2 separate regions of the Mus musculus genome follow, and region 1 is linked to region 2. The links are chromatin loops, found by intact Hi-C in ENCODE. Cell type or tissue: heart. All regions are shown on one strand. Each heading gives the region's core, and the rest is flanking DNA. Links, peaks and the distances in the headings are about the cores only. Region 1 holds the start of Fam214a (family with sequence similarity 214, member A). Region 2 holds the start of Arpp19 (cAMP-regulated phosphoprotein 19).

Region 1 (8,336 bases), core at 279-8,278, 85 kb after region 2:
ACTAAGCAAATAGTTTTGAGTCTCTACATTAAAACACACACTTTACAGTTCTTGGGTGAGCACCTGAGGGTCACTCATTTACTCTCATTTTACAGAGAACCTGGTATCAGGCAGGATCATCAAGTTCTCCAGGGCACAGACTAAAAGCAGAAAAAATAAGGAGCAAGAATAAGTATATCATTGACAAAGACTGCTAATACAGGGGGGCCATAACATCAGATATAAACAGAGAATAAATAGTGGAGTGGTTGAAGTTAGAGACAAGAAGGAAGTATCACAAACTTACCTAGTTTCTCTAGATTCTGATGTAGTACAGAGCTGCAATTTTCAGCAGTCCCCCCTCTGTCATCAACTGAGGTTAGATTATATGGATTGTACACACGCTTTTCCCCTTAAAAAGCATGTGTGCCATGCTCCACTATGTTCATAGCAGCCTTGTTTATAATAGCCAGAAGCTGGAAAGAACCCAGATGCCCCTCAACAGAGGAATGGATACAGAAAATGTGGTACATTTACACAATGGAATACTACTCAGCTATTAAAAAAATGAAATTCCTAGGCAAATGGATGGACCTGGAGGGTATCATCCTGAGTGAAGTAACCCAATCACAAAGGAACTCACACAATATGTACTCACTGATAAGTGGATATTAGCCCAGAAACTTAGGATACCCAAGATATAAGATACAACTTGCCAAACGCATGAAATTCAAGAAGAACAAAGACCAAAGTGTGGACACTTTACCCTTTCTTAAAAATGGGAACAAAACACCCATAGAAGGAGTTACAGAGACAAAATTTGGAGCTGTGACGAAAGGATGGACCATCTAGTGATTGCCATATGCAGGGATCCATCCCATAATCAGCTTCCAAATGCTGACACCATTGCATACATTAGCAAGATTTCGCTGAAAGGACCCAGATATAGCTCTCTCTTATGAGACTATGCCGGGGCCTAGCAAACACAGAAGTGGATGATCACAGTCAGCTATTGGATGGGTCACACGGCCCCTTATGGAGGAGCTAGAGAAAGTACCCAAGGAGCTAAAGGGAACTGCAACCCTATAGGTGGAACAACAATATGAACTAACCAGTACCCGGGAGCTCTTGTCTTTAGCTGCATATGTATCAAAAGATGGCCTAGTCGGCCATCACTGCAAAGAGAGGCCCATTGGACTTGCAAACTTTATATGCCCCAGTACAGGGGAACGCCAGGGCCAAAAAGGGGGAGTAGGTGGGTAGGGGATTGGGGGGGTGGGTATGGGGGACCTTTGGGATAGCATTTTAAATGTAAACGAGGAAAATTAAAAAAAAAGTAAATATTAAAAAAAAAAAGCATGTGTGCTCATATGTGCGTCTGTGTGAGTGCATGTGTATCTGTGTGTGTGTGTGTGTGATGGCCAGAAGAGGGCCTCAGATCCCCTGGAGTTGGAGTGACAGGTACTTGTGAGCCACCCGACATGGGTGCTGGAACCTGACCTCAGTTCCTCTGGGAGAGCAGCAAGTGAGCGCTCTGAACTGCAGAGCCAGTTCCCCAGCCTCTCTTTCTTTTTACTAGAATAAAAGGCAGCACTTGCCCAATGGAGGCAAGAGAATCAGGAGTTCAATGCCTCAGCTACAAAGCAAGCCTGGGCTAAAGAAAGCCATACTAGAGCATGCTGTACATAGTAATGGAAAAAAAAAATCTGTGAAAAACTTACTTTAGTGTTTCTGTAGTAGTTTAAGTAAGAATTTGTAATTATTCTGAATCTTGTTTCCCCTCCCCCCAAAATATCCATGAACCAGACAGTTAATGCTTTTATGGGATAAAAGCTCAACCCTGGCCTTGGGATCACTCCACTTCTCCCTGAGAACGATAAAGGGGGTTAAGAAACTCACTCCCCTGGGAATCTTGACAAGTGGGTTATTTTCCTTACTAACTTGGATCCATCTATGACTAAACCTTGTATTGCTTAGTTACAGTCCCACCTGAGATAAAACAACTTGTCTAGAGTCTCTGCTGTAAATGCTAGTTTTTCCACTACTGCGGCTTTAAAGCGACTTTTTAACAATAATCCAAGACAAACAGTGACTTTGATTTCATTTGCTTGTTTATTCTGAGATGCAGCTTCTGACCTCGGAGCTAGTTTTTCCAGTCACTGATGTAATCTAAAAATCTAAACTTAGCATGGTCCACAGCAGTCCTCTCAGGAGCGATGCACTCGATGACACTTCAGCAGGCATTAACCACAAACCTATTTTACTTAACAGTAAAGCATTCAAGACTAATTTGAAGTCTGAAATTAAATATAGCTGTCTCCTACTCCTCCCTAGTATATTTTAATAGCTATTATGACCAAAAGCTGTATTGTTCTAGACAAGTTGTATTTCTAATCACTTTGAAATATATATGTATAATATGCATATATATGAAAATAACAATTTTCATATATATATATTTGCATAGGTTCTTGTAAATCCACCTCGGTGGATAAATCACTATTTCCAATCCTGAAACCCCAGATTTGGATGAGTGCTGTTGTCTAGTCCTTCCTTCCAAACGCGCCAATACCTGCTGTACAATTCCTTGGAATCAAACTCACATCAAAGAAGTCCTCACTCCTAAACCACTACCATATCAAACAGCCCTCAGAGCTGTCCTTATTCTTAATCAGAAGTTGATGAACACGTTCTTTTGATGTCCTTGAAAAGCAAAATGAGGCTGGCGTGGTGCTGTATGCCTGTAATCTCTGCACCTAGGAGACTGAGGCGGGGGGATCCTAGCTGTAGGCTAGACTGGGGTAGTAGTGACACCCTTTTATTCTTTTCAAGATATTTCTTATTTATTTTAAAAATATTTAGTTATTGGGTCTCTGTGTACACTGTGTGCAAATGTGCATGGGCTGAGGTCAGAGGTCAACTTTCAGCAGTCGATTCTCTCGGATCTTGTAGGTTCTAGGGTTCGAACTCAGATCAGGCTTGGTGGCACCTTTACCCACTGAGCCATCTCCTGGGCTTGTGACAACCTTTGTTTTTCAATCAAAACACATGCCAGGGTTGGGAGAGGAATAAGATATGTACATTCTTCTCTAAGTCTTGAAAATATGGGCTTAGAACCGGGCTTAACAGCCCGAGGCTTTGATCACTGCACTTGGGAGTCAGAGGCAGACAGATCTGTGTGTTCAAGGTCAGTCTTGACTACAAACAGAACTCCAGGACAGCCAAGGCTACAAAGAGCCTCAGGGTTTAGATCTGAAACCTGTAGAAAATACAGATTTAGAATGAAAAGTTGGGCCCTAGTTGTCTATAACAGACTCAAGCTGGGGAACTCTGAAAACAATTGGAATTCCCTTAGAGCATAAAACTAATGAGGGGCCACAGTGGTACATTGCCTGTAATGCTGCTTTTCAGGTGAAGGCAAAAGGATCCTTAGGGACTTCTGGGCCTACCTGGGTTACATGGTAAGACCTGTGCCAGCCTAGACAACTTGACAAAACCCTATCTATAAAACAAACAACAAACAAACAAAACACACCAAAAAAACCCCAAACAAACAGCGAATGAAATGCAAATGGCTACAAATATTACTTTTTATCAAGTTCAAACTCAAGTTTCAAAAGTTGACAAACTTTTCTGAAGTTGGATTGACTTCACCTAAAAAAATTGAAGAACTGCAACTAAAAAGGATACTAAGCCTGTGGCCACTAACAAACACTTCCTTTGACCCCTTCATCCTGCTAAACACTCTCTAAGAACAGGTCCTTCCCATCTGACTTTAACCACCTACTCCATAAGTCCATCTTTTTTTTCCCCTCAGCGTCTGGTATCTTCAGAGAGACAGTTCGTCACGTCTGACACAGGAATGGTTGATCCTGCGGAAAATTAGGTTAACACCGAAGGAGACAGAGAAACAAAACACAACTCAAGCTCTACTTAAATAAATCATTTACCTCGGTCTGGCTTCATTTTGGCATCCAATTTCCACCCAAAGTGCTGTAAAACACAGGTGTGGGTTCTTCCAACCGGCACACGGCTGACTCAACGGCTTCTGCTTCGTTTTCCAAACGCTAAGAGAGCAAAATAAACATAAAAAAAAAAAAATAAGAAAGAAAAAGAAAGACGGGTCTTAATTCCCCCGGATCTTGCAAGAAAACTACTAAGTTGGGCCTCTTCCTGGTGCAGACCTGCGGTGACAGAACCCTGGGCAGGTCTGAAGGAAAGGCGAAAAAAAGCAGCTCAAGTCTGCGCACCGCCTCCCCCGGCGTCCTCGGGCCTAGCACCCCTGTTCCCCGCCCCTGGGCTCTCCAGGCCAAGGTGTCCTCCTCTGACACAGCGTCTCGGAAGCACCAGCAGGATCTATTTATGCCCTGGAGGTACAGGCACAGAGGAGGAAGAGTCGGGCCACAGGAGCTAAGGCAGCCCTCGGTCCAGTAGCCTCTGGGCACCGAGGCACCCCCGCAGGGGCTCGGGCGCAGCAGCCCCCGCAGCCCCCCGGGCCTCACCTGCGGGGGATCCCCTCTGGCTAGCCCCTCCGAGGCTTCAGTAGCCGGGTTCCAGCCGGAGCCGGTCAGCAGCAGAGTCTGGGCATGTCCTCAGCCGCGCCGACCCACGCGTGGCTCAACCCACCCGGGAACGGCTCCCATGGCCCGCCCGCTCGCCGCCCTCCGGGACCCCTCGCTCCTCCTCCCGGCACTGCTCTCTGCGGCCGCCCGGCCGCTCACATCACACTCCGTGCTCCGAGCCACGCCTCCCCGAGCGCAGCGCGCATCTACCCCGCGGCCGCCGAGACGCCGAGACGCCGAGACGCTGCGCCCGCGCATCCACCGTCCCCGCTGCCTGCCCGCCTCGCTCGCTCGCTCTTTACTCTTTCTCTCACTGTTTGCCCTGTCAAAACACTACCCTGGTCACGTGTCCCAACAACAGCCAACCCACTCTCGTCACTTCCTCCGCTGAGGCTGCGCGCGCCGGTTGTTATGGCAACGCCGCCGCGCGTCCTGGAGTTGGAGATTGGGGACCGGTCTTCCCGGATAAGGGTCTCAGAGGACCCAGGGACCCGCAGGGACTGCCTGCACCGCGCGCCTAAGCAGCCAAGGAACTGCGCTCCGGGTGCATTGGGGTCACCTGGGAGATGTCAACCTAGGGCTTACCCCAGACGGGAAGATAATTATAGTTTCTACTCCTCCACAGGGATGCTGGCCTGGCGCAAAAGAACTGGGAATCCAGCCTTAAATGCATGCAATTTCCCAATGGAATCCGTGTTTGATGTGGCCAGGACAGGAAGGTGGGGAGCCATACCTTCCAGAGAAGGGTACTTGGAAACCAAGGAAGGCCTGTTCCCACTGCACCCCTAGATTTTCTGCATCTCTAGGACTTAAGAACCCAAGCTTCAGAAGCACTGGATGAGCTAAAAATAGCTTGTAACTTCTAGAGCACTGACTCACCGCCAAGCGGACACTTCTGACACCATGTTATTGTTGGGGAGCTGTAATTTTCTTGTTGTGCTATAACAATGTGACACGATGACACGGCGTGTTCTGATGTTGTGTCATCATTTAAACACAAACAGATGTCAAGAATTGCTGTAGCTAAAAAAAGCAACAAGGGTTGCAGCTATTAGCCACTCAGTTTATAGGCAAACCCAAATGAAGAAGTACAAAATTGCAAGGGTCTAGTTTCATTGGGAAAAAAACATGCTTTTTTAAGAACCTTTTTTTTTTCTTTTTGCATATGAGAATCACAACAGGAAGGACTAAGATCATCTGTGGTCGACTCTCTCTATAGTTTTCCGTTTCTACATTTTTAGAGGGTTATTTTTTTAACCCACAGTTTTTGTAAAGCACAAGATTGGCAATTTTATTTATTGTTGTTGATGATGATGATGATAATGTAAAGATTTTATTTTTCATGTATGTGTGAGGCTTGGACTACTGATCAGTGGTAAAGTGCTTGCCTAGCATGCACAAGACCCTAAAAATAAAATAACGGTACTTATATGTATGGGTAGTTGTGTGTTTATCTGTGTACTACATGCATGCAGTTCATCTAAAAGCCAGAAGAGGGCGTCGGATCTCCTGGCACTAGAGTTGTAAGCTGGGGACAGAATACAGGTCCTCTACAAACTCTTTTCACTGCAGAGCCATCTCTCCAGCCATGGTCATTGTCATTATCATTATCATCACTTGTTTGCTTCAGATCAAATATATGAAATTTAGGTTGTGAAAAGGTGATATTTTCTAGATGATTAGACATGTACAATAAAATAAAGTATACAACTGAAGTTATTAACTTTAGCTCCAAAGCTAGTTTGAGCAAACGAATACTATAGTCACTGGGATGTTCTGGCAGTGGGAAGTAGGCCTTTGGACAATGGGAAGACTTTGTTGATATAGTGATGGCTACAAACATTAACTCCTGGTAGACTTCCCATGGGTACTATTTAATAAGGTCTTATGTGGTTTAAAAACGGGGCAAAAGTTTGATTTGTTTTGAGATCACTTCCTGGTTAACCTTGGTAATGGAAGATATACAGAACAGTCATAGATAGTCCGCAATACTTAATTTAGCACAACATCTGGAGTCAGACAACAGCTATTGTAGAATATGTAGAATGTTGTGGAATATAGATGAAGACACAACAAGAGGTGTGACCCATCACCCCCTATCCCAGGCTTATTTTGTTAGACATATAAAGAACAGAAAAAATGGGCTGACAAAATGGCTTAGGTGGTAAAATGTGCTTGCTGCCAAACCTAGAGGTCTGAGTTCAACCAACCCAGCTCTAGGCCTACATGGTGGAAGAAAAGACTGACTCCCCCAAGTTGTTCTCTGGCCTACACACACACACACACACACACACACACACCCTTCACAATAATAAATATAATTACATGCAGAAATAGAACACATTCAGAGAATACTTGTAATCCTAGCATTCTGGGGTTGAGACAGGAGGATTGTTGTAAGTTTGTTCCTAGCCTTAACCACCCTGAACCACACAATGAATTCCAGGTCAACCAAGGCCACAGAGTGAGATTCTAGGTTTTTTGGTTTGGTTTGGTTTTGTGCTTTGTTTTTCAAGAGAGGATCTCACTGTGTAGTTCTGACTGTCCTGGAACCTCCTTTGTAGACCTGGCAAAGCTGACCTCTGACAGAACTCTGCCTGCCTCTGCCTCCAGAGTACTGGGATTAAAGGCGTGTGCCACTTCACCCAGCTGAGATTCTATCTTAAAAACCAAAACAGAACGTATTATGAAAGGGCTGGAGATGAGTTCCATGGTAGAACGGTTATCTGTATTGAGATCCCATTGCTGGAAGAAAGGGATATGAAGACAAAGAAGACACAGGCAAGAACTTAGCCATGGATGAAGAAGAGGCCAGGAGTCCAGAGAGTGGTCACTAAAACATGAAGGTCTTTAATTCTGCAAACGTTATGGTTAACCAGTTGAAAATGTTATGAAACTCTAGATAGCAAAAGTAATTCTAGGGCTGGAGAGATAGCTTAGTAGTTAAGAGCACTGGGTGCTCTTCCAGAGGACAGGAGTCAATCCCCAGCAATCACATGACCACCTATAAAGGGACCTGATGCTCTCTTCTGGCATGCAGGTGTACATGCAGCAGAGCACTCATACACATACATTATTTTTTAAGTAATTCTATGGACTGTAGACATGGTTAGAGCACTGACTGCTCTTCCAGATCTAGGTTCAATTCCCAGCACCCATATGGAAGCTGTCTGCGATACCAGTCCCAGGGCCTTCTAGGGCACCAGGCACACATGTGATATATAGCCATACATGCAAGCAAAAATCCCACATGCATTAAATAAAAACAATTTTTAAAAAAGTAATTCTGTTATTTATAGCTAAAGGACATTCATGAAGGAATATTTAAGACTCGTCAAATGCAAATACACTTTGTTGGTTTGCTTAGAGGCTGAGTCTGGCTATGTAACTCAGGCTGACATAGAACCTAAAGTCCTTTTTCTCTGTGTCTGAGTCCTGTTATTACAGGTTGTGTGCCACTGTGCCAGAAATATATGCTTTTAAATAGGACATTTGGTAGCATTTTTTCATCATAAAGTATATGGAAATACACATGAAATGTTAATTAGAATGTGTGGCTAAATATAGTCTTCTAGGGTAACTAACAGCAGACAGACCAAACTCTGTGGGTTTCTTCTTTAAAATGTAAGCTGTCTTTTCTAAATGGTTTCTGGTCATTCATTAAATTCACCAAGTCTATTTCCTTCTAAAAGTAAAGAATCGTAGAGCCATAGCCAAGATCCCAGCTTCTATAAACAGTCCTATGCCTTTCCTTACACTGGTTGGCTGGTCTGTCCTTTTGTGACACTGTCCACT
Region 2 (8,336 bases), core at 263-8,262:
CAATGTGAGCAAGAAGATGACTTATGGGAGATAGAGCAAGAGAAGGTGATGAAAGAAGGTTGAACACCAAGCTGGTGAGCTTGGACTTCATCCTGTGACAGACAATTGGGTCAGACAAAGTTACTCTCAGACAGGACTGTCCAAGGTCACCCAGCACCATCCACTTCTAGGCAGCCTTTGAGAGAACTTGTATCCAGAATGGAACTAGAGGTTTTACACTGAAACATATTTTCCAGTTCCCTTCCTCTTCACAATTCACCAAGCTTGGCTTCTTTTAACTTTTAAAATTATATTATATATATTATACATACATGGCATATATATAAATTAAGATTTTGTTTATTTTATTTATATGAGTACACTGTAGCTGTCTTCAGATATACCTGAAGAGGGCATCGGATCCAATTACAGTTGGTTGTGAGCCACCTTGTGGTTACTCAGCCCTTAAAGGCTTTGCTCACAACCAAAAATGTATACATATTTTTGAGACAGGGTCTCTATATATAGCCCTTGCTGCTTCAAAAATCACAATGTAGACCAGGGTGGCCTCAAACTCAGAGATCCACCTGCCTCTGCCTCCAGAACACTGAGATTCAAGGTGTGTGCCACCACATCCTGCCCATATCTTTAAAAAAAAAATTATTATTTTTAAGTTTGTATGTTTTGTCTATACGAATGTCTGTATACTACTTATGTGCCCATAGAGGTCAGAAGAGGACACTGGATCCTCTGAACCTGCAGTTACAGATGGCTATAAGCCACCAAGTGGGTGCTGGGAATCAAACCAGTTGCTCTGAAAGAGCAGCCAGTGTTCTTTAACTGAGCCATCACTCCAGCCTGGCCCAGTGTTCTTTTAACACAATTATTTCAGTTGAGAGCTCTACTTCAGCTAGTCTTTCCTCAGACATGTCACTTAGTTTAATTAAAATAATCTCTAGAAAACTTGCTAATGGCATCTTAGAAAACAAACAAAAACCAAACAACCTAAGCTGCAGCACACATATATACATCACAAATTTAGTTTTGTTCATATTTTTAAAGTGGGTCAAAGTTAAGGTTTGGGGGCTCACTGTATTATACTGAGTTAAGTAGCTCAGGTTGGTCCTGAACTCATAGAGCTTCTGCCTCCTGACTGCTGGGATTATTAGGTAAACTACTATAGCTAGCTAGAGGTAATTTTAAAATGTTAAGTTAACTTCGGTTCTAAATAGTTAAATGACCTCATAGCTTATATTAAAGGAGAACTTGTCATCACCTGTCCTATGGGATAGTTAACTTTTAACCTGCTAGCATTTCTCAATATATTAGATATTTAGTTTCAGTACAATACCAGCTACAATGAACAGTTTATAGACTGACTTTGTTTAGTTTCTGTTTAAGACTGGTACAAACTAAAGAGAGATATCTGTGTACTTTTATGCTCACACATATTTACCTATTATCCTAATTAAAAATAGGGGGCTGTCTGATTTCCTTCTCTTTTTAACCTTTGCTTTTTAATTTTATTTCCACCAGTCTGTGAATTTCTTCTCTTAATGTGAGCGTACACCATTCAGAAGGGGAGAATCATTAACCTTGTCTTATTTCATGCAGGGTCCAAGTATCTTAAACTTTTAGAAACAACAAACTAACCCACTATAAAACCTTAAAAGTATTTTTAGCTGAATACTTAAGCTTTAATTGAAGGTCAACTGGGTACAGAGACAATAATCAACTTTTCAGGTCATGTAACTGCTCTTCCAAACAGAAGAAACAGGTGATCTGGCTCACGGGAACACAGAAGTGACTTTGCACATTTTCCTCCTGTTTAAGGATAGTGTCCATGCCACAGGCATTTACAATGTACAGCCAATCTTCATTTCAAAAAGGGACATTACATTTCCCACACCCTCTTGCTGGTATTAATGACAGTAGCTAGACAACAAGTCCTAAAAATGCTCGAGGAGAGAAACAAAGCATAGAGAGAAAAGATTAAAAGTTATCCCTGATATTAGGTATTGTATTAGGATATTTTGAAAAATTATTTTATGTACACTCTTGGTTTTGCCTGCATCATGTCTGGGTGAGGGTGCTGGATCCTGGAGTTACAGTTGTGAGCTGCTGCCATGTGGGTGCTGGGTACTGAACCTGGGTCCTCTGAAGAGCAGGCAGTACTTTTAACCACTGGACCATCTCTATAGCCCTATATTAGGCTATTTTAATCAAAAGTACTTATACTCTAGAAATCAGTATTTCAAACCTTAGCAACATATTAACAAGCATTACCCAAAATTATTTTAGTTGGGTGTAGTGGCAGCGCCACTGTAATCCTTGAACTTGGGGGCTTAAAGCCAGAGCACTTCAAGTTAAAGGCCAGCCAGGACTACAGAGTGAGCCTCTTCCTAAAAAAATAATTAAACAGGGGCCAGCAAGATGACTCAGTGGGTACAGACTCTAGCCACCAATTCTTACAATCCAAGTTCAATCCGGAACTCTCATGGTGGAAGGAGAAAACAGACCCCCCACAGGCTGTTTTCTGATCTCTATACAGATACCCCCAACACACAACAAATTTTTTAGAAAGAAAATTATCCACCACACTACTAGGTAGCAAATTCAAACTGAGCTTCATTTCAGCGTACTTAGGAAAAGACAGACAGACATGGCCTTTGAGTTCCTAAATCCAAAGCAGTTATAAACATACCAAAAACTTTGCAATATGAACAGGTAATATTTAAGATTATTGCTAAAAAAACCTGTAACCTTTAAACTATATGCATTGGGCTGGGGGGGGGGGGGCTTCAAAAAAATCTATTGCTCAGCTGGGCCTCGTGGCACAGGCACAGGCTTGTAACCTGAGTCACCTGGTGTCTGCGCCTAGAGGATCCCAAATTCAAAGCCTGGCTGGACTACAAAGTGAGTTCAAGTTGCCTGGGCAACTTAGTGAAATCATTTCAAAGCTGAAATCAGGAAGGTGAGGGCCAGCATGGTTATAGATCAATAGTTTCAGGGCTATCCTCTCTAGGTAACCGAGCTACACCAGCCCCAGTCTCAAAAAGACAAAAGAGGGGCTGGGCATAGTCAGTCAGAAAGTGTTTGCTTGCACACACATAATTCTCCCTCTCATGCTGTTTCACAAAAATGGGGGGAGCGGGAACCCCAGGAATAGAGCTCAGTGTCCCAGAGGTCCTACTACAGAAGGAAGGAAGGAAGGAAAGGAAGGAAGGAAGGAAGGAAGGAAGGGAGGAAGGAGGGAGAGAGGAAGGGAGGGAAGAAAGGATAAATCCTTCGTTTTGCAAAGTATAATATGACACAACATTATAACTGCCTACTGTTTTTATTATCCTTGTTTTCCTTCTTTTCGCCAGTTAACTTACAATTACTATCAGAAGAGAACTATGACAATGGAAGAAATAATAAAGGGTAAGTTGACATGATTAGAATATATGGAATGAGCAAAACCCACTAATCTACAGTGCAACATTAGTATAAGGATTACGTTTAAACATTAGACCAAATTCCATATACAGTAAAGCAGTTTGGTATTAATTATCAATCAATTAATAAATTTTGAGACAGGATTTCATTATGTACTTCCAGCTGGCCTGGGACTCACAAAATTCCTCTAGCTTCTGCCTGAGTACTGGGATTAAAGGCCCAATTTGGGATTTTTTGTTTGTTTTTAAAGAAAAATTGTTGGGAACTCATGACTTTTCTCCTTTGTTAGCTAACTGACTCCATGTACCCTGGAAGTCAAAGCATCATAATAATTACGACGGAATGGGCAGGCACTACATAAGCATACAGGCCTCAAACTCGTAGGTGTGCTGCTAGCACATTTCCCTTCAACAGAGACATACAAATGAGCTGACAAATATATCCCCATGATTCGAGAAATATCTAAGGTAGTGAAATTTCCTAAAGCTCCAATTCTCGATTTTTAGTCAAGTGCCACATGCAAAGCCCATCAGCTAGCTTTTTTTTTTTTTTTTTTTTTTGAGCAGAAGTTGTGCTGGGTTTTTCGTTTGGGCCTCACAGCCGTCGCGGGACGTAGGTACTATTACCGGGACTTTACCGATAAGAAGACTGAAGCCCAAAGGGTTCAGGAAAGAGATCACGAGGCCACACAACTCACAACCCTAATAACCGAGCCCTGCATCGCTGCCTGAATGGAGACACCACCTTAAAGAGTTCCCTGCAAGCTCACAAGTGGCCCGAGCGCTTCCGGAGGGACAACGTCCTGAGCAAATCAAAGCCCACTACAGAACCTGGGTCCCTAACATGGGCCGGAGTCCTAGCTGCCTGGTACACTTGGGTGCTACACCGAGGCTCGGGAGCGGATCGGTTCCTTTCCACTCGCCAGGGCCCTCCCCGGTTGCGGGAGGAGCCGTCGGCGGAGGGCTCCAGGCCGCCCTCGCTCCCGCGGGCCCGCCAGCCAAGGTTCCCGCCACACCAGGTCCCGCGGATCCCGCGGGTCTCGAGGGTTCCCCGGGTCCTCCGGCACACTCACCTTTTGCTCCTCCGCAGACGCTGCCTCGGGGACTTCCGCGGACATGGTGCTCCTTCTGCAGAAGAGACGCCGGGAGAAGACAGATTACCGGGAGGCAAGACCGCCCGCCACCTTCTGCCTGCCCCGCTGCCCGCCGGGCCGGCGGCTACCGCCGCCTTGTGACGACACGGGCCCCGGGCTCCCGCCCGCCGTAGCTCCCGCAGCCCAGGCCCGCCAGGCTCCCGCGCCGCGCCCTTACCTACCTATCCCCGCGCCTCCGGCCCTGCGACGCCCGAGCACTTCCTCTTTCCCTCAAAGGTTGCGGCTCGCGCCTCACCTCACTTCCGTCCATGGGCGCACAGTGCTTCCTGGGAATTGTAGTTGGTCTGTGGCGCTGTGTTCCCCCTCCCCTCCACTTCCCCCGCCTTTCCAGACAACCCTGACCTCCTATTTAGTCCTCTGCTTGCTTGGCAGTACCTCTGCTTCAGTTTAACCCCATCCATCTTTACTTCCTCTGTTCTCTAACCTTGCCTCAGCGCCACCTTTTCTTCTTAGATCAACCTCTTCAAGCTACCACTGCTCCGGAGAGTTCTACAACAAGCACAGCACCATTACACAGGAATTGTGATTACTTTAGTAATGTCACCATTCCTCTTCATGTTAGCCACAGCAGGGAAGAAGTCAATATTTTACTCCCAGACCTTGATATTTCCCATGCAATAAATCACTGATAAATCAATTCAGCTTCCATTCCTTGCTCTCCCACGGCAGTCAGCTCAAAACATTGATTTTCAAAGCAATGATTTTCTTAACTGTCAAGTCCGTAGCTTCATATTTATTCGTCATTCTACTAAGCATCTTATAGCTGCTGGCACATTTGGTTCCAAGGAAATGTCCCTTAGAAATCTGGGGCTAAGGCAGACTTATATAGTTAACTAGTAAGAATCAGAAGGCAATGCAAGCAGTTCTGGAAGACAGGAGAACAATCAAAACCTCAGAGTCATTGGATATGGAATGTGGAAGACATCAAAATCAAAGCTGAGCCCTCTGGCATAGGACTGTAATCCCAGCTGTCTGGGAGGCTGAAGCGGAAGTGTGGCAAGTTTATGTATGCTTAGGTTATAGAGTAAATCAAAGGCCACCCTGGGGGATTTAGTGAGGCCCTGGCACAGTGGTAGAGAGTTTGCTTAGCACGGGCAAGTCCCTGCATTCAATCTCTCTCTCTCTCTCTCTCTCTCTCTCTCTCTCTCTCTCTCTCTCTCTCTCTCACACACACACACACAGAGAGAGAGAGAGAGAGAGAGAGAGAGAGCTTGGAAGTTGGCTCAGTAGCAGATGGATGGGTTGCCTGGAATGACTGTCCCTGCGTTTGACTCCAAGCAGCAGATTAAACAAGTATAGTGGTGCAATGCTTGAAGTCCTAGGACTGGGGAGGTAGAGGCAGAAGGATCAAGAAGTTCAAAGTTATCCTCAGCTTGAGTTTGAGGCTAGCCTGGGCTATGTGAGGCCCCGTGTCAAAAGTAAACTAAAACAAGACAACAACAATAACAATTACAAAGGCCAAGCAAACCCAAAACCCCAGCATGTGCAGAATTTCAGACAGGAAGTCTTGACTGATACTTCAGTTTGAAAAACAAAACGATTAAGAGTTCTTGTTGGAGAAGGAAGGAAAGGGTTAACCAGCCAAGTAACAATTTAAGATAAAAGGGTTTAAGAGGCTAACTCTTGGACAAAGATATCCCTTGAGAATGGCTCAGTTTGTCCCCAAATCAACTGTAGTTCCAGGACTTTGCAACCTGTAATCCCGGAACTTTCCAAGTGGAGAGAGGGAGAGAGGAACTTCAGTTCAAGGCCAGTTTCAGCTAGGTATGAATTCAAGCCCAGCCTAAACTACATGAAGGCGAGTCGCCAAAACCAAAACTCAACAACAACAGCAGCAGCATATTTGTTACCATTCTATACTGACAAATTAACCTTCTGTGCTTCCCTACAACTCTGCTGTATGGGGGTGGGGAGAGAGGGAATCAAAGTATTTTTTTTTCTAGCTGTTCTAGAACTCACAGAAATCTGCCTGCCTGCATGTGTCACTGTTCCTGGCTCTTTTGTTCCAGACAGGGTCTCACTCTGGCCTCAGTCACAGCAAACCTCCTGCTTTAGCCTCTCAGTGTTTTTCACTTGAGTAGACCTGTATAGAGAAGGAGACTGTACTAGTCAGGCTAGTGGACACAGCTAACTAATATTTTTATTAATAAAATACTATACATTATATGAATATGAGTAAATTTGGGGTTAAAATGTAACAAGGGACACAGGAGAAATGTATGTGTAAAGAAATCTGTTCCTGGGCTGGAGAGATGGCTCAGCAGCTAAGAACATTGACTGCTCTTCCAAAGGTCCTTGAGTTCAATTCTCAGCAACCACATGATAACTCACCACCATCTGTAATGGGATCCGATGCCCTCTTCTGGTGTGTCTGTAGACAGCAACAATGTACTCACATCAAATAAATAAATCTTTTTAAAAAAGAAATCTGTTCCTAAAATGAATAAAAATATCTATATAAAAATGATAAACTGATAACCACTGTTCCAAAAATTGACTTCTAAGCATCATTGAACCCTAATGATACAGCAATTCTGTAACTCTATTGTCTGCTGTACAAATAAATGTATTAACAATAAAAATTCGCCGGGCAGTGGTGGTGCACGCCTATAATCCCAGCACTTGGGAGGCAGAGGCAGGTGGATTTCTGAGTTCGAGGTCAGCCTGGTCTACAAAGTGAGTTCCAGGACAGCCAGGGCTACACAGAGAAACCCTGTTTTGAAAAACCAAAAGAAACAAACAAAAAAAACCAATAAAAATTCTCTGCAAGTTTTAGCTGCAGAGAGAGAGAGAGAGAGAGAGAGAGAGAGAGAGCAGGCAGACAGAGAAGAAAGGGAAACAAAGACAGAAAATCAATATATATTTACTCCTAAAATAGATAACAACATTCCTGTCAGGGCAAATCTGAATTTTGGGGAGACAGGCTGAGCAAATGGAAAATTCCTCAGGGGCAAAGTCCTGTTTTGTGGAACTATCTGATAAGCCATTCTTCCTCCAGTAACACTGCCAACAAGAGCCATAAAGCCTGCCTCTGGTCCCAGTGCAATGCTCACCCACATGAGGAGAAAAGAAGGTGTTAAGTGTGGTGGTGCACATCTGTAATCACAACACGAGAGAAGCAGAGCAGGAGGATCAAGAAGTCAAGGCCATCCTGAGCAACAGAGCAAGTTTGAGCTAGCTTGGGTTTCCTGAGTCCCACCTCTAAACAAAGAAACATTCTCTGTCCCTGTGTTACCCTACAGCAGTGTTCCAACCTAAGAAAAGAGGAAATAGAAGCCAGGAAATATGGACATGGAGATTTTGCCCTGTGCCCAAGATACCAGAACTGGGAGCGAGAAGGGCCGGCGTTTGGAGGCAGGCCATTTTCACTCCCAGTGGTATATTCTGTAGGAAGCTGGAACTGAACAAAGCAGCTTTAGACAGACCTCAGTTCCCAGAGGCTGTTAGAACACTATTCAGCACCACCATAACTCGTGTACTTTAATCTTTAAGACTGCACGCACTGAGCTGCAGTGCTCCATTGCCCAAAATGCTCTCCTCTGATCCCTAGATAGTGGTCATTCCTCCCCACTCCCCTTTCTGTTTAAAGCCAGGGAGGGACTTAACTATGCAGCTCCACAAGATGGACTCATAGTTGGGAGTATAGCTCAAGTCTGGCCTCAAGTGAAATGACCCTTCCTCCTATGACTGATTCCTGGTGTAACCAAAATTTCAAGTCAGTCGACCAAGAAACAGCAATGGGTTCAAGGAAATACGGTTCTGTTTC

Evidence for each region. A loop is a pair of places that touch in the nucleus more often than their neighbours do. Peaks named below come from ENCODE experiments on the same cell type or tissue, not always from the same donor. Only the 100,000 strongest peaks of a DNase experiment are listed, where the experiment ranks them.
Region 1: a loop joins it to region 2, with 3 times the contacts of the local background. A loop is called at or near these places in 7 of 42 quality-filtered maps.

Annotation. Positions count from the first base shown.
Region 1 is chr9:74,949,424-74,957,759 of GRCm38, reverse strand. It overlaps Fam214a (family with sequence similarity 214, member A), which reads right to left and starts at 4,707. Exons shown (of 13, transcript NM_001113283.1): 1 at 4,482-4,707; 2 at 3,930-4,046. The coding sequence starts at 3,945. In heart, for the core only: CTCF peaks have their summits at 4,230, 5,405 and 6,022 (motif pointing right); DNase peaks (open chromatin) are centred at 4,339 and 4,839; H3K4me3 peaks cover 2,011 bases; H3K27ac peaks cover 1,564 bases.
Region 2 is chr9:75,034,115-75,042,450 of GRCm38, reverse strand. It overlaps Arpp19 (cAMP-regulated phosphoprotein 19), which reads right to left and starts at 4,719. Exons shown (of 3, transcript NM_021548.4): 1 at 4,490-4,719. The coding sequence starts at 4,534. Gm51714 (a long non-coding RNA gene) reads left to right here. Exons shown (of 2, transcript XR_003948357.1): 1 at 1-3,884; 2 at 3,984-5,207. In heart, for the core only: a CTCF peak has its summit at 4,815; a DNase peak (open chromatin) is centred at 4,800; H3K4me3 peaks cover 2,419 bases; H3K27ac peaks cover 1,553 bases.